Linked DNA regions of Mus musculus: region 1 is linked to region 2. A link is a loop called in an ENCODE intact Hi-C map of the cell type or tissue named here. Cell type or tissue: heart. All regions are shown on one strand. Each heading gives the region's core, and the rest is flanking DNA. Links, peaks and the distances in the headings are about the cores only.

Region 1 (8,332 bases), core at 301-8,300, 80 kb after region 2:
CATTTGAGGGAAACACCAGGGGGTTTGGAGTCCTACGGAAAAGATCAGGGAAGAAAGGCGATCCAGGGCTCAGCACCCCAGCCCTGCCGATCTGACCTCGTGTTCAGGAGTACTCCACTTTCCCACAAAAGGTCAAGGACGCTCAAGACTCAACAGAAGGCTCCAGGTGCCAGGAGCGAGCCTTGCCCCAAGCAGGTGCAGAGCTGAAATCCATCGACTGAATCTTAGAAACTTCCTGCTCAATGTTTTTCTCTGTTGCTAGGAAACCTGGTTTCCTTAGCTGGTCACCGGTTAGCACCCCCTCTTGTGTCCAGAAGAGCAAAGTTCATGGTTTCAAACTTACTCCCTCCACTTCCCTCCACTTCCCTCCTCTCTCTCTCTCTCTCTCTCTCTCTCTCTCTCTCTCTCTCTCTCTCTCTCTCTCTCTCCCTTTTCTCCCTCTGTTTCTTTCCTTCTCTGACTTTCCCTCTCTGTCACACACACACACATGGGCGCGCGTGTACATGTGGATGCAGGCGGCCTCAGAGACCACACATGTTGGATCTTCCTGGAACTGGAGTTGCAGGTCACTGTGAGCAGCTCAATGTAGGTGTGGGGAACAGAACCCGGGTTCCCTGGAAGAGCAACATGCACACTTAATCACTAACTCATCTCTCTACTTAATTTTTATCATGGAATACGTAGAAAAGTATCCAGAAGTCTGGCATGCCTTTAATCCCAGCACTCAGTTTTCAGAGACAAGAGGATTTGAGTCTGAGGACAACCTGTGCTACCTGTAGATTCTGTATCTTAAAAACTAAAGAAATGAGAGGGGCTTGGTGGCCCTTGGGAGGCAGAGGCAGAGGCAGAGGCAGAGGCAGAGGCAGAGGCAGAGGCAGAGGCAGAGGCAGAGGCAGAGGCAGAGGCAGAGGCAGAGGCAGAGGCAGAGGCAGAGGCAGAGGCAGAGGCAGAGGAGGCAGAGGCAGAGGCAGAGGCAGAGGCAGAGGCAGAGGCAGAGACAGGTGGGTCTCTGTCAGTTCAAGGGCAGCAGCCTAGTCTATAAATCGAGTCCAGGACAGCCAGGGCTTTGTTACAGAGAAACCCTGTCTAGAAAAACTAAACTAAACAAACAAACAAAAAACAAAGACAGAGGACTTTGCCACTCCCTTATTCAATCAGACATTGACTGCCCAGGAAATCATACATCTCCCGGATCTGCAGGGCTGTGCCTGCATTCTTTTTGCTTTGTGCTTAATTATCAGAATACATATTTAAAAATGGGAAGTTTGTGTAAATAAAGTCACACATTTCATTCAATCTAATGTTTATGGGCACTGGAGAGAAGGCTCGGCCATTGAGAGTGATTACGGATCTTGCAGAGGCCCAGAGTTCAATCCTCAGCACCCACTGGGTGGTTTGCTCACTACTGCCAGGAACTCCAGTCCCAGGGGATCTGACACCCTCTTCTGACTTCTGAAGGTACCGGGCACTCATGTATACATACTTCCACACAGACACACACATAATTTTAAAAAATTAAAATGATCTATCACACTATGTTTGTGAGGTTCATCAATGCTATTACATGAAAATGTGCTTTCTCATTTTCTTTTAAAATTAATAATTAGTATGTGAATGTATGATGTGGGGATTCAGCTGTCCACGCCACAGCGTAGACATGGAGGTCAGAGGGCTATGCCACGGAATTGTTTCTCTCCTCCCACCGTGTGGTTCCTGGGGATGGAATTCAGTTTTGCTAGGCCTGGGTGCTAAGCTCTCTTACCTGCTAAGTCATCTCGCTGGCACTGCTGTATAATATTTCAGTACATGACTATACAATAATTTCATTCTGCTCAGGGACATTTGGACTACTTTCAGATTGGGGCTGTCTTGCACAGCGCTGCTTCGAGTCTTCTGTCTTCCCTTATGCTCTGTTGCATGAGGCTGTGCTTCTCTCTTGGGTATCGATGTGACAGTGTATCTAGGTATACCTAGACAGTGTATCTCTGGCTGGCTGTACTAGATAATGCCAGAGAGTTTTCCAGAGTGGCTGAACAAATGCCTGGCTGATCCTGCCCAGCACACTGTTCATTCCCACTGCTCCACTCAGCAACATTTTGTATCACCAGATAGTAATTGTCACCTCTCTTGAGGGTGTGTAGCCCATGGTCATTTTAATGATTCCATATAATACAGTATATTAAGTATGTGTCTTCGAGTTTTATTGTTGTGAAGAGACACCATGACCAAGGCAATTGGAGCTGGCTTACAGTTTCAGAGGTTTAGTCCATTATCATCATGGTGGGAAGCATGGCAGGGTTCAGGCAGACCTGGTGCTGGAGGAGCTGGAGAGTTCTGCATCTTGATCTGAAGGCAGCAAAAAGACTGTCTTCCACACTGGGCTGAGCTTGAGCATATATAACCTCAAAACCCCCACCCCCACAGTGACATACTTCCTCCAACAAGGCCACACCTCCTGATAGTGCCACTCACTATGACCGAGCATTCAAATACATGAGTCTATAGGGGCCAAGCCTATTCAAACCCCCACAGCATGCCTTCACACATTTGTCAGTTGTCTGACTTTCATCTGAACTGAAATGTCTATCAAGAGGTGGAAGTTTAGCTCAGTGACAGAGCAATTGCCTAGCAGGTACAAGGACCCGGATTCAGTCATCGGCTCTGAAAAGAAAAGGAAAACTTACGCACAAAAACAAATGAACAAGCAGAAACAAAAAAAATGAATCAAGGAACATTGTTTAAGTTCATAAAAATTAATTTGTCAAGTGTGGTACTCCCATACTCTGGAGGCAGAGACAAGCAGATCTCTGTGAGTTAGAGGCCAGCCTGGTGCTCATGGTGAGACCTAGTCTCAAAAAAGGTGCTTATGCTGGGCGGTGGTGGCGCACACCTTTAACCCTAGCACTTGGGAGGCAGAGGCAGGCAGATTTCTGAATTCGAGACCAGCCTGGTCTACAGAGTGAGTTCCAGGACATCCAGGGCTACACAGAGAAACCCTGTCTCAACAAAACAAAACAAAACAAAACAAAACAAAAGGTGCTTATTAATTTTTGTTGTTCTTCTTCGTGGGGTTTTTGTTTCTTTGGTGTTTGGTTGGTTTGGTTTACACATGTGTGCTTCTGTGGAGGTGTCTGTGTGTGCTGTATGTACAGGCTAGAGGCAGGGCATCCTCCTTTCTTGCTTTCTACATTTTCAGTTTGTCTCTGACAGGGTCTCTTGATATAGCCCTAGAACTCACAAAGATCTGCCTGCCCCTGACTTCCCAGAAATCACAGGCCCACACTGCCATGACAGCTTTATTTAGTTTAAAATTTTTTATTTGCTGTGTGTCTTAGGGTTTCTAACTGTATGACAGAACACCTTGATCAAAAACACCTCCCTGGAAATGGCTTATTCAGCTTACACTTCCATATCACTGCTCATCATTGAAGTAAGTCATGACAGGAACTCAAACTGGGCAGGAACCTGGAGGCAGGAGCTGTTGCAGAAGCCATGGATGAGTGCTGCTTACTGGGTTGCTCCTCATGGTTTACTCAGTCTGCTTTCTTATAGGACCCAGAATGGCCACTTCAGGAATAGCACCACCCACAGTGGGCTGGAACCTCTAATTAAGAAAATGTCCTACAGCTGGATCTTATGGAGGCATTTTCTCAACTGAGGTTCCCTCCTTTCAGATAACTCTAGCTTATGTTAAATTAACTTAATACTAGCCGGGTGGTGGTGTCGCACACTTTTAATCTCAGAACCCAAGCGACAGAGGCAGGCTAATCTCTGAGTTTGAGGCCAGCCTGGTCTACAGAAAGAGTTTCAGGATGGTAAGGACTATACAGAGAAGCCCTGTCTTGAACCAAACAAGGCATAAGACCAGTCAGATGCTAGGTGTGGTGGTGGTGTACATCTTTAATTGGAACACTCAGAAGGCAGAGGCAGGTGGATCTCTTGAGTTCAAGAGCAGCATGGTCTTTATTGAGTTCCAGAACAGCCGGGCTACATATCAGAGAGACCCTGTCTTTAAAAACAAGATCCTTCTTTCTCTCTTTCTTTTTCTCTCTTTCTCTCTTCCCTTCTTTAACTTTTTATTGGTTCTTTGTGAATTTCACATCATGCACCCTAATCTACTCGCCTTCCCCTCCCCTCATACCTGCTTTCCAGTCTCGCAACTTCCCCACCAACAGAGAAAAAGAAAAGTCTCCTCGTTGTGGAAGTTGAAGTGTGTCACAATGTGTCCCACAGTAAACCCTTCTGTCTACCCTGATAACAAATGTTCATTGCAGTGATTCATTGGTCTGGTATGAGGCCTCTGGCTTGCTTCTGCTACTCCAGCAATACTGGATCCTCACTGGGGCTCCTCTCGGACATCCTGTTGTTGCCCTGTGTCATGGAGAGCTGTAGTGTTGGATCTGTAGGATCAGCTCCTTCATGCACCCCATCAGTTCATCAACGGGGTAGATGTTGGGGTGGGCCAATTCAAAGCCCTGGATCTGGGCCAGGGCGGTATCTGAGCAACCTGTCGGCTCTCCTGCTGTCACACTCTCATGGTTGCCTCATCCCTACCCTGGCCACCAGGGTCACCTGGCTGCCTAGAGGGGGGACAGGGCCCGCTCTCTTGAGTGCTGCAACTGGTGAGGGCCAAGAACTGCTCTCCAGCTCTCTCGACCCCCAGGGCTAGGTCTCCTCCTGCCTGCTGAAGGTGGTGAAGGACAAGAGGGGAGGAGGCGCTCTCTCCCACATCCACGCCAGCACATGGGAGATGAGCTCTTCCACACTCACATTGGGCTGGCTCACCCAAAATGCCTGCAATGTATGGAGCCCTCTCTCCCAAGCACTGCAGCTGGGTAGGGACAGGGGCAGCTCTCCTGCTCTCATGTTCCCAGGGCCAGATCTCCCACAATGCCCAAGTGAGGGGTAGGGCCAATTCTGCACATCTCTCAGACATCAACACAGCCCTAGTGGCAGCCTAGACCAGGGACATCCTCTTGACCTTTGGTGATTATAGATCCCTGCTGCTGCAGGTCGACAGATCCAGACGTGGTCCTTGGTGGCTGCACAGGCAAGGACTCCACAATAGTCCCAGGTGGTATCACCAGTTACTCACATCAGTTCTGCCTCACTTCAGTGGGTCCACGTCCTTCTGCTTCTCTTTCTCCTCCGTTTCTCCACACTTACTTGCTCCTCTTAGTGGTGCCCAGGATCTCTGAGTGTCTGGGTCATCTCAAGAATGCTATGTGCATTACAGTGCTGGGCAGGGGTCTACTCAGACATAGTCTGCTCACACCCAGGCCGGTGTGGTTCTGGACTGATGGATATCTCAGGCTAGCTCCTTGACTGGACCCCCTGGCGCTGGTCCGGTAGTCATTTCAAGCTCACTCCTTGCCCCACTTGCCTGAGTGGCCCCTTTTGAGAATTGTCTGTTTAGGACCCGTTTCTGCCGGGGGGCAGACAGCTGCAGGCTGGGTTCTTCTAGTCTCTGGCTTGCTCCCTGTCCTGGGAGCCCATCTGGGCCTGCCTGGCACCAGAATGGTTGTTCTCTCAAGCTCGATTTTTTCAGACATTCAGATATTCATAGGTAGAACACTGGGCATAGACATGGCCTCTCTCCTCTCTGTTACCCACTGACGACATGCATGTGACACAGCCGCCACACCTTACTTGCTGTGTCATAAGCAGTAGAAAAAGAGAAAAGACAGCTTACTCTGGTGGTCTGGATCCTTCTGAAAGCCAATGCCAGGGCAAGGTTAAATGTTCAGAGACTTGTTAAGAGAGAGTCTGGGTCTGAGAGGATGTAAGGAGGGAAGGGGAAGTTGGAAGACTATGGGGCAGTGGGCTGCGCACAGACAGCCTGGTCTCCAGTTGAGCGTAGATCTTGAACTCCAGTGGGACCCGGTAGGTGGTAATTTCCACCTACATATGACGGAAGGCGTTCCTGGACTCCTGGCTCCTGTCGAAGTTACCGCCCCCACAGCCCCCACAGGAGAGGTGTGTTGTTATCAGTCATGTAGAAGCAGCACCAAGCTTTCCCACATGCAAATAAGGTTTCCCCCAAATTCTCAGTCCAAGCCAATGAGAGGTACCTGCTGTCAAACCCTGAATCACCCCCAGACTGTATATAAATCCGTCCAGGGAATTAAAGGTTTGTGAGAACTACTTCTCATCTGAGTCTTTTGTTCCAAGAGCTGTGACATTGGGAAGAGATCTTCTCTCCTGAAGAGCCACCTGAGGTCCCACCACACTCCTCACTGGATAGGCTTCTCATTGGCCCAGCCCAACCCAACTCAGCTGGAGTTACCAAGCGACCTGGAAGGCACCACAGAGACTTGTCTCCCTGCCTGCACTCACTTCTCTTTGCTGGAACCCTCACACCTAGCCTGGACAGAGATCTCCGTGGAAAACCTCTGGTGCCCAGGCCCACAGAAGGCTATCCTGGAAGTCCTCAGGTTGGGAGAGTGGTAGGGGGGAGTATGTGGGAGAGGTCTCTGCTTGCCACCTAAGGTGAGTGTGTCCATCTGCCATATTAGGGAGTCTGTGAGCTAAAGGTGAGTGTCAGAGGTGTCTGCGTCTCCAGGCATGGGTCTGCCTCAGGATCCCTCTGTTCCAGTGTGGCCAAGGCCGAGTGTGGCCTTGGTCAGTTCTGATCCTGATCTTGGAGATCTGTCTACAGGACCAGGGTCTTGTTCACACAGCCTGAAGAGAATAGCTAGAGAGATCTTTCTAAAGCCATCTTGGTATACAATCCTCTACCCACTGGTAGGCTCTGTAGGCTCCATTGTCTCACTATTTCACCACTTCCTAGTAGTTCCACCAAGAGGACCAAGCATTCAACACTCAGCCTTGGGGAACAGCAACATGTGAACTGGGTCCCTTTCAGGAAACTGAGACAAACAGCTGTCATTGTTCTCCCGGGCTTGACCTTTTCCCCCGGTGTCGGCTGACCTGCATGGTCTCCGCGCACACTCAGTGTTCCTTTGGCCTGTGGGTGGATGACTGCACAAGTTCGATGACCAGGGTCCAGGACAGCCAAGGGCCAACGCCCCTTCATTTCCAGTCCTGTCTGCCCAGTTCAGGATTCCATGCTTTCTTTTAGACCCCACTTTGGACGGGAGCTCCTGGAATCCATAGCCTGAGATGTAACCAGCGCCCAAGCTCCGGTGGTACAGAGGCCCTGAGAACCATCAAGGTCACTGCTGGACTGGGCTGGGAGGGAGTGCGCCACTCAGACCCTTGGCGGAGCTGGGAGACCTGGGAGCATAAAGCGCTGAACTAGCCTCTCTCTGACGCATCCAGGCTGCCAAGGACCAAAATGACTGTGTCCTCCATCTTCCTCTGGCTTTGTCCCATGCCTAGGGGGTTTCAACCTATCGGTCATGTCCTGCTTTTATGGTCACTAATAAGCTGAGGTTGAAAAAATACAAGGTAAAACATAGATTTTTTTCCTTTTATTCAATTTATTTGAGTACACCATAGCTGCGTTCATGCACACCAGAAGAGGGCATCAGGTCACATTACAGATGGTTGTGAGCCACCATGTGGTTCCTCTGAAGGAGGAGTCAGTGCTCTTAACCTCTGAGCCATCTCTCCATCTTCCTAGATTTTACCTTTTTATTTTCTTTGTTTTGAGTGCTGGGTATTCAAAGCCAGGATCTCTTGTATACCAGGCAAACATTCAACCACTGACCCTTTTAGCACCCCCCTTTTTTTAGATTTATTTATTTCTTATATGTAAGTACACTGTAGCTGTCTTCAGACACACCAGAAGAGGGCATCAGATCTCATTACGGGTGGTTGTGAGCCACCATGTGGTTGCTGGGATTTGAACTTCGGACCTTCGGAAGAACAGTCAGGTGCTCTTATCCACTGAGCCATCTCACCAGCCCCCCCTTTTAGCCCCTTAAAACATTTTGTTTTGCTTTGTTGAGTTAGGGATTTGCTCTATAGCCCAGCTGGCCTAGAACTCACAGAACTATTTCCTACCACTGCCTGCTAAGTGCTGGGATTAAAGGTTTCTGTCACACCTGGTTCTTCAATTCTTTTTCTTCTTAAATTTTAAAAGGTTTTGAGTTTTGTATGGACTTGTGAGTATGTTCATGTGTGTGCACAGTTTTTGTTGTTGTTGTTGTTTGTTTTTTTTGTTTTTTCGAGACAGGGTTTTTCTGTGTAGCCCCAGGTGTTCTGGAACTCACTCTGTAGACCAGGCTGGCCTCGAACTCAGAAATCTGCCTGCCTCTGCCTCCCAAGTGCTGGGATTACAGGCGTGCGCCACCACGCCCGGCTGTGTGTGTGCACAGTTATGCACAGCAGTCTGAAGTCAGTCTCTTTATGTCAGGGACAGAGTCTC
Region 2 (8,332 bases), core at 310-8,309:
CATTTTATTTTTTGTACATAAAGGTTGATGAAAAACCATCACTAGTTCTAGTAAAACTGAACATTTTAATCAAAAAGCAAAGTATAATTATGAAATACCACTTTCTAAAGTACAGCTTTAAAACATCTAACATGCTTTTTAATTTGTAGTACAATGGATCCAAGTCCAAGAACACAGGTTACATGCATCGTGGTTAGACTACATATTATCATAGTCATCATCATCATCATCATCATCTTCATCTTCATCTTCATCATCATCGTCGTCTTCACGTTTTCATTTCAGTGCATTTGCTGACTCGGCTGTATTTTGTGATACCATATTAGTAGTAATAAGAATGTTTTTGGACCCAATTAACAATGGATTAATAAGAACATTCTGAACTGTTGATGTTGCAGGTATAGAACCTTTTACAGCAGGGGACTGAGACGCAGCCATCTGTACTGTAAACCTCTGTCCTGTGAGGGACATTGGGGTGCCTACTTTAGTTGAAACAGACATGGTTTGTGGAGTCGGTGTACTTAGGGTGGGAGTACTTGGTCTACTAGAAACTGAACCAACACTTAACCTTGGAACTGTTATTCTTCCTGCAGGAGCAGGTGCCTTTTTCTGTAAAGACTTAAGCCTACAGTTTGGGGCAGTTAAGCAATATCTATCAGGTGGCAATCTAGGACCTGAATATGGCTTGATCAGTGGCAAAGGAGTTTGATTTCTTTGTCGTGCAATATCTAACAAGAAATCTCTCGGGGACGGAGAAGTGAAAGACTGGTCAGCACGGCACTGGATTGCCAGTCGTACGTCATCTGCATCAACAGTAGCTTTCTTAGCATGGCTGGAATAGATTTTAGCATCATCTAGAATTGTGGTCACATATCGGAAGGCAAACTCCAGCACCTGATTTATAACTCTTGGCTCATATTCTGTAATCCCCATATCCTTCAGGATTTGTGCCATCATCTGTGCATCTTTCAGCATGCTCTTGGGAGACGCCATCTTGCCAGACTCCATGATATCCGCTAATCAGACTTCTCGAGCTAGATCTCCACGTTAACATACTTCAGGCCTGATCTTGATGCAAGTTCTTTGCCTAGAGTGGTTTTTCCAACCCCTGGTGTACCGGTGAGCAGGATATTCGGAAGCTTCATAGTCCTCCTTCCCCCGCAGCCAAAGCCTCCGCTCAAGAGTAAGACTATTTTAAAGGTGGGGAAACCAGTATATGTTTATGTATGCTGTGTGGGTTAGAAAGACATACACCTTGCTATTAAAATTAGAGGGCAGGTGCTTCCCGCCAAGCCTGACAACTTAAGTTCAATCCCTGAGACAAATATGGTGGAAGCAGACACTAACTCCCAGAAGTTATCTATTCTCTGATCTCCACAAATGCACCATGGAGCACACATGCACGAGTGTATACACACGTATGTATACATACATACACACACACACACACACACACACACACACACACACACACACACACACAAATACGTTTTTAAAATAATTTTAAGTGGTATGGAGGGATACTTAGCACATTTAGTTATCTGGCCTTGCAAGAGTGCACATAAGTGCACAGAAGCATGGACAGAAGGTGAAACACACATGAGATGAGCCCACTTTCAACAAAATGGAGAGATGATCTTCCTAACAAATGTCAAAGCAGTGAGGGTGAGTAGGAAGCGGGGGATCAGAGTTCCTCCACTTTAGTGACAGAAAAAAGAAAAGGGTTTTCTAAGCTTTAAAAGCTCCTCCTTGGGCTGGCGAGGTGGCTCAGTGGTTAAGAGCGCAAACTGCTCTTTCGAAGGTCCCAAGTTCAAATCCCAGCAACTACATGGTGGCTCACAACCATCCGTAATGAGATCTGATGTAAATAAATAAATAAATAAATAAATAAGCAAACTCCTCCTTTGGTGTGGATGAGGCCATCTGATTCTTCAAGTTGATAAACCTTTTTTATCACAGGCATACTAAGGGAAAGAACTGGGGAACTAGACAGGGGCAGAAGTCACCCATACTTGTAAATCATGTTGCCTATTTAAACAATTAACATTATGTAAGTTTCTAATAGCTTCATGGTGGTTTGCATCTATTCCCAACATTTAAGAGTTTCAAACAGATGGCTGCTTTGAGTTTAAGTCCAGTATAGACTACAGAGTTAGACTCTGTCTAAAGAAAAAAGTTCCTTGGACATACCAAACTAGTTCAGACAAACGCTATCTAGGATTTGTATCAAAACAAATGAAAAGGTGTGGGTGGAAACAGACAAAAAGAACTGCTATGATCAGCCAAGGGTAAGCCAGGTGATAAACATACCAGAACTGTTACTGTAAGCTCTTTACTTTCATAGGTATTTACCCTTATAACATCTTACTAGTGTGTAGCAAAACGAGGCAGACATGCCTGCACTAGAGATCTGAGCTATAAAGACATGAGAAAAGAAAGTGCTAAAACAAAGAGTGCTAAACTCACACATTGACAGACTCATGCACCTATACTGCAGAGCATAGCTTTCAAAACTGTAAAGTGATATGTGGTTATTTTAATATTTCCAATAGAAGTCACAACAGATTCTAAGAGCTGAACAGCTCTTAATCTATTCTCTACTCCACTAATGTCCCCAGATGTAGACAGCATGGGAAGCAGCCAAGGGGTTTGTAAAAGAGTCTCCCTAGCCTCCTGTACAACACATCCAAGGAGTCTGCTTCCAAGAACCTGTGTCTATTCCTGACTGCCAGGTGGTTGGTTGTAAGGGCAGCAGTTCTCAACTCTAGTAACTCACTTGTCCAGTAACAATGAGAAGCAGCAGTCAGAGAGACGTGCATGTTTAGAAAACAAAATGTCAAGAAACATTAAAAGACTATTATTCTTCTAAAGACAAGTATCCTTCTAAAATCGTTTCGGTTAAACACATCCTCAGTCTGTCTCTCCTGCCACCAGATTCACACTGTGATTTGGTCAATGGTGTCTCACTGAGCTGTAAGAAGAGAAATCCTGGGAAGCCACTCTAGGATGGGGAGTGCTGGCTGCCTGAGGGTACTGGCTGCCAGAAGACACTTTCCACCACTGGTTTTCCCAGAGAAAGGTGTACATAAATGCATGTGCACTGTAACAGAGGCTATACATGTAATATTCCCTGGAGCAGGAGAGTGTGGGCTGCTTAACTGGGGTGCTTCTAGTTGAACTCCAGGACCCTCTTAACTGTAGAGCCATCTCTGCAGCCTCAATGGCTCTTAGTTTTTAACATCTACAAATGGACCCGAAACAAGTATTAAATCTGGTTCTAAATTGCAGTGTTCAGCACCATGAAGAGTAACTCCATCTATGAAATGCTGAATTATCTGTCATGTGATACACAATCCATTCGAACAGAATCCATTCTCATCTTGAAATAACCCTTTTTACTCTTTTAATATTAAAATGGCTTTGCTTGTACAAAGCAATACTAACAAGTGAAGATTTTCTTTTTTATCCCTGGAGAAATAAGCTAAAAAGATCTGCTGGCTATTCGAAATTACTGCAGGTTGGTGGAGACATGACACATTTGAAAGAATTTTATCCACCAGTTATGAGCTCACAGGCATAACCAGCCATTGTAGCCCTAAAGAAGGATGACGGTATTAGGAGAGTTGGAATAGTTATTGTACTACAGAAGTGCAACAAGGGAGACAGAAAGGGTATCTTCAGTCAAGAAGAACAAAGGCCAGGTTCTCAGGTTCTTACAGGCTTAGGGGAAGTGGGAGGTTCCATATGACCTAGCCAACATGGTCCTGTCTTGGAGGAATGCCCTAGACAACCTACAACTCAAAGTTCTGGATCCAGGGAAGGGAGCACAAGCTAGAAGGTCTATGATCTAATGTTGGCACTTCAGATTTGTTCCTAAAATACCTCATCTGTGAATCTGGACTCCAGAGTGGAAAAGTAAGTGGAGAAATAGTGAAAGGAGAAGCAGCAGCCAGCACAACTAACTGGCACAAATACCGTGTCCCTAATCTTAAGGTAGCTACTCAGCAACCTTCTTCTTTAAAAAATAAATAAAATGAATTAATTAATTAAAAAATTAATTTCTTTTGAATCTCATACTAAGCTGCCTATGAACCCTGAAAGCACTGGGTAGCCCAAACTTCAGATCTAGAGAATTTAATGTCCTCTTCTGGCTTCTATGGATGCTGTGTATACATGGTACACTGACATACACTCAGGTACAAACCACACAAACAAAATAAATAAGGATGAAGGAATCAACTAGAAAAACCAGAGGGGGCCAGGCAGTGGTGGCACACATCTTTAATCTCAGCACTTGGGAGGCGGAGGCAGGCAGATTTCCGAGTTACAGGCCAGCCTGGTCTACAGAGTGAGTTCCAGGACAGCCAGGGCTACACAGAGAAACCCTGTCTCAAAAAAACAGAAAAAGAGAAGAGAAGAGAAGAGAAGAGAAGAGAAGAGAAGAGAAGAGAAGAGAAGAGAAGAGAAGAGAAGAGAAGGAGGAGGAGGAGGAGGAGGAGGAGGAGGAGGAGGAGGAGGAGGAAGAGGAAGAGGAAGAGGAAGAGGAAGAGGAAGAGGAAGAGGAAGAGGAAGAGGAAAGAAAAGAAAAGAAAAGAAAAGAAAAGAAAAGAAAAGAAAAGAAAAGAAAAGAAGAACCAGAGGGGACTGTCAGAAGAAAACCAAGAAAGCTCTGGCTGGCCTCCCAACCTTAGGAACAAACAAATGTCTCATACTGTGCTCCACAAGGATGGACAAGTTTTAAATTTAGGTTAAACAAGACCTGACAAACAAAAACCAATATAACTTCACTTTTCTGTTTCAGTCAAACTGGTTTTTTGCTTTTAAAGTTCAGAACAGTAAAGGGTTTTGAGCAGTGGGTCCTTAGAAAATAATGGGGTTTCCTGTCAGAAAATCCTGTTGACAACATCTGGTTCCAACATGGACCTGTCATTGATTCCATGGAAAAATGCAAAAATATTTTGTGCCCTGAGAAGAGACAAGGCAGGAGTTTCTTCTTAAGCAACCTAAAAATCTATCTTGGGCCTATAAAATAATAAAATATCTTTTCCTAGGAGATGGAGAGACAGCCTAGTAGTTAAAAGCACTGGCTTTTCTTGCAGAGCAGCCACATTTAATTCCCAGCACCACGTAGCAGCTCATAACAGTTTGTAACTCCAGTTCCAGGGAATCCAGTGTCCTCTCCCAGCCTCTATGCGCTCTGAACACACTGGCACACAGACATACATGGCAGGTAGCAAACACCCACTCACATAAAACAAAAACTAAATTTTTTTCAAAATTAAAAATCTAGACTTTTTTCCTAAAGTAAAATAACCCAGAAAATTGTATTTTCCTCATATTTAATGCAATCTCAAAAATTAAGTCAATACTTTGCATTCACAGAAGAATAAATGTCTCTTTCCCCACTTTCTTTAATTAGTTTTAATTAGCTTGGAAACTAAAAGAAGAAGAAAAAAAAACTTCTCCCAAAAAAAAAAAAAAAAAAGGCTAACAAGATGCTCTGGAGGCAAACAGCTGCTGCCACACCTGGACCGTCTGAGCTCAGCACCAGGGACCATGTGGTAATGGAAGAGGAAATCTCCTCATACAAGCTGTGCTCTGGCCTCCATGTCATACTGTAGCAGTACACATATGCAAGCACCACACACACATGAACACACACAAAATTAATAAATACAATTTTAAAAATATTTCAAAAGAAAAAAAAGTATCAGAAATAGCCTCTCCTCCTCACCCAAAAATAAAGATGCAGAAAAAGGCTTTTGTGGGCCACGTTTGAAGGCAGTAGAGAGTGAGCAGAACAGTGATTTCATAAAGTAAATCTGAGCGGCTGACTGTTCTTCTACAGGTCCTGAGTTTGATCTCCAGCACCCATGCTGGCTCCCAACCACCTGTAATAGGATTTGATTCCCTCTTTTGGTATGCATGAAGACAGAACACTTATATATAGAGAGAGAGACATAAAACAAATAGGTCTTTTTTTTTTCTTTTTTCCCCCCATTTCCTTCTCCCTCTTGCTCCGGCCCAGCTCTTTCCACCTCCCCCTCCCCCACATCCAGCCCATAGGTTTTTATTATTTGCTTCTCATTACAGATGGTTGTAAGCCACCATTGTGGTTGGTTGCTGGGATTTGACCTCGTGACCTCTGGAAAAGCAGTCAGTTCTCTTAACCACTGAGCCATCTCAAACCCCAAATAAGTCTTTTTAAAAATAAAAATAAATCTTCACTTGGGGGAGTTAAAAAAAAAAAAACGATTAACAGAGATCCCAAGTGACAAGGAGATTCTCCCATCTATAAACTGGACAGCATAGCACAGTCTCCAAAGGTAAGAGAACTACATTTTCTAGGGTCACATACCACAGTCCTTTGCTTATTCGGCAAGAAAACCCGGATAGTATTGCTTGTCTTAGAAGAATCCGTGAGCTTGCCATCATCTGAGGCCCGGCGCTGATAGCCAAACTGCTGAACAATGGTAGGGGAGATGCAGCTGGAGCCATCAAACACCGCATCTTTGAGTCCAAAGCCATTGCTGATCGTCTTCCAAGCTCCCTGTATGTGCTCCATTGATGCAGTTTAAACAATACTTATACCTGAAAGACAAATAATTATAATTCTAGAAGAAAAGTACTTAACCCAAGAACACAATATAGAAAGTTGTGAAAACAGTGGTTTATGGCTTTTTTTGTAATCTGTGAGCAAGTTAGTCAGGAAAGAAATATAGTGATTTATTTCTTCCTTCTACTCTTTGTAAGAAATCATCCTAGCTGCTGCCCCCAAACTCCCAGATTCCATATCTACTTACAAAGTCTGAGTTTTCCATTGTAATATTCAGGGTTTAGTTTGAGTGCAGAACCAAAGCAGCAGACTGGCCATCTAACCAGCTTAATCTGATGTGTTAACTATGGAACACATATGTGTTAACTATGGAACGCGCCTCAGGTATAAGACTAACGCCCAGACACTTGCAAGTCAGCAAGGAGACAAAGTAATGGCTCTCCTCCTTTAGAAAACTGTGAGAATCTCCCTTTGAGCCTTATGTCAGACACTTCTTTTGTCTTATCCAGCAGGAGCTAGAACTCACCAGGAGCCTCTATTATGGGGTGGGATACAGAGCATATGTGCGTGCATACATAGCACATACGCAAATTTATGTATATACATGCCTCATTCCTATTATCCACCTTAATACGTACAGTTAGATACTAAGTAGAAGTGATATCCCATCTAAAGCACAGAAAATTCTTACAACATACTTCTGAGTGTACAGGCTAAGATACACACATGAGGAGCTCTGACTCTACAGCTCTTACTGTCTCACATACAGTCCTGACACACAAATCACTTAGTCAGGGATAAAATGTCCTAGAATTAAAGAAAATGTAACCTATACTCCATTTTCAACCAGAACTTTCTACCTGACTCCCCACTATGTGCTGACTCTCAGCCCAGGAAATGAATTAAGGATTGACTGCAACCATACTCCTGTGCCACACCTGTAGGTCCACAGCCATAGACTCAACCAATTGTAAATCAAAAAGTGTATGTGTGTGTGTGTGTGAGAGAGAGAGAGAGAGAGAGAGAGAGAGAGAGAGAGAGAGAGAGATTAACAAGCCTGAGTTCTCTGGGTGAAGTGGACTTAAACATCAGAGACATATGCAGAGCCCATGTAAATACTATGTCCTCTATATGAGGGGCCTGAGCAAATGCAGACTGTGTTATAGGGGTGCAGGAACAAAGCCCAGCACACATAATGGAACATCTGTAACCTTAAAGTCAGGAAAGCAGAGTCGGTTTGGAAAGTTAATCAAGATCACTATGTGGTATTTTAAATCTCGGTCAACTTTCTGGAGAAGAATCAGAATGTACTACCTACTAAAAATCTGACATCGTAGGGGCTGTTTTTTATCACCAAAACAATCTTTAAACAGCAGCTCATCATGTCACCCTCTTGCTGAAAACTCAGAATAAAATCTAAACTCCTTAATCAAGCCCCTAAGACTGCTTTCAGAACATACCCATCATACCAGTAATGATGGACACACTTTTAATCCTAACACTTGGAAGGCAGAGACAGGTATGTGAGGCCATCCTGGTCTAAATACTCAGTTCCCAGACAGCCAGGGCTACATAGTGAAACCTTGTCTTAAAAAGAAAACAGACAGCCAGGCGGTAGTGGCGCACTCGGAAGGCAGAGGCAGGTGGATTTCTGAATTCGAGGCCAGCCTGGTCTACAGAGTGAGTTCCAGGACAGCCAGGGCTATACAGAGAAACCCTGTCTCAAAAACAAAAACAAAAACAAAAAAGAAAAGAAAGAAAAGAAAACAGACAAAC

The links. Peaks named below come from ENCODE experiments on the same cell type or tissue, not always from the same donor. Only the 100,000 strongest peaks of a DNase experiment are listed, where the experiment ranks them.
Region 1: a loop joins it to region 2, with 2.1 times the contacts of the local background. A loop is called at or near these places in 4 of 42 quality-filtered maps.

What each region holds. Positions count from the first base shown.
Region 1 is chr6:115,718,165-115,726,496 of GRCm38, forward strand. Gm24008 (a small nucleolar RNA gene) reads right to left here and starts at 5,668; the gene lies at 5,531-5,668. In heart, for the core only: no CTCF peak of the experiment used is centred there; a DNase peak (open chromatin) is centred at 4,327; H3K4me3 peaks cover 266 bases; H3K27ac peaks cover 774 bases.
Region 2 is chr6:115,638,052-115,646,383 of GRCm38, forward strand. It overlaps Raf1 (v-raf-leukemia viral oncogene 1), which reads right to left. Exons shown (of 17, transcript NM_029780.4): 2 at 6,359-6,591. The coding sequence starts at 6,565. It also overlaps the pseudogene Gm14335. Among named protein-coding and RNA genes, the nearest start is that of D830050J10Rik, 34 kb to the right of the region's middle. In heart, for the core only: no CTCF peak of the experiment used is centred there; no DNase peak of the experiment used is centred there.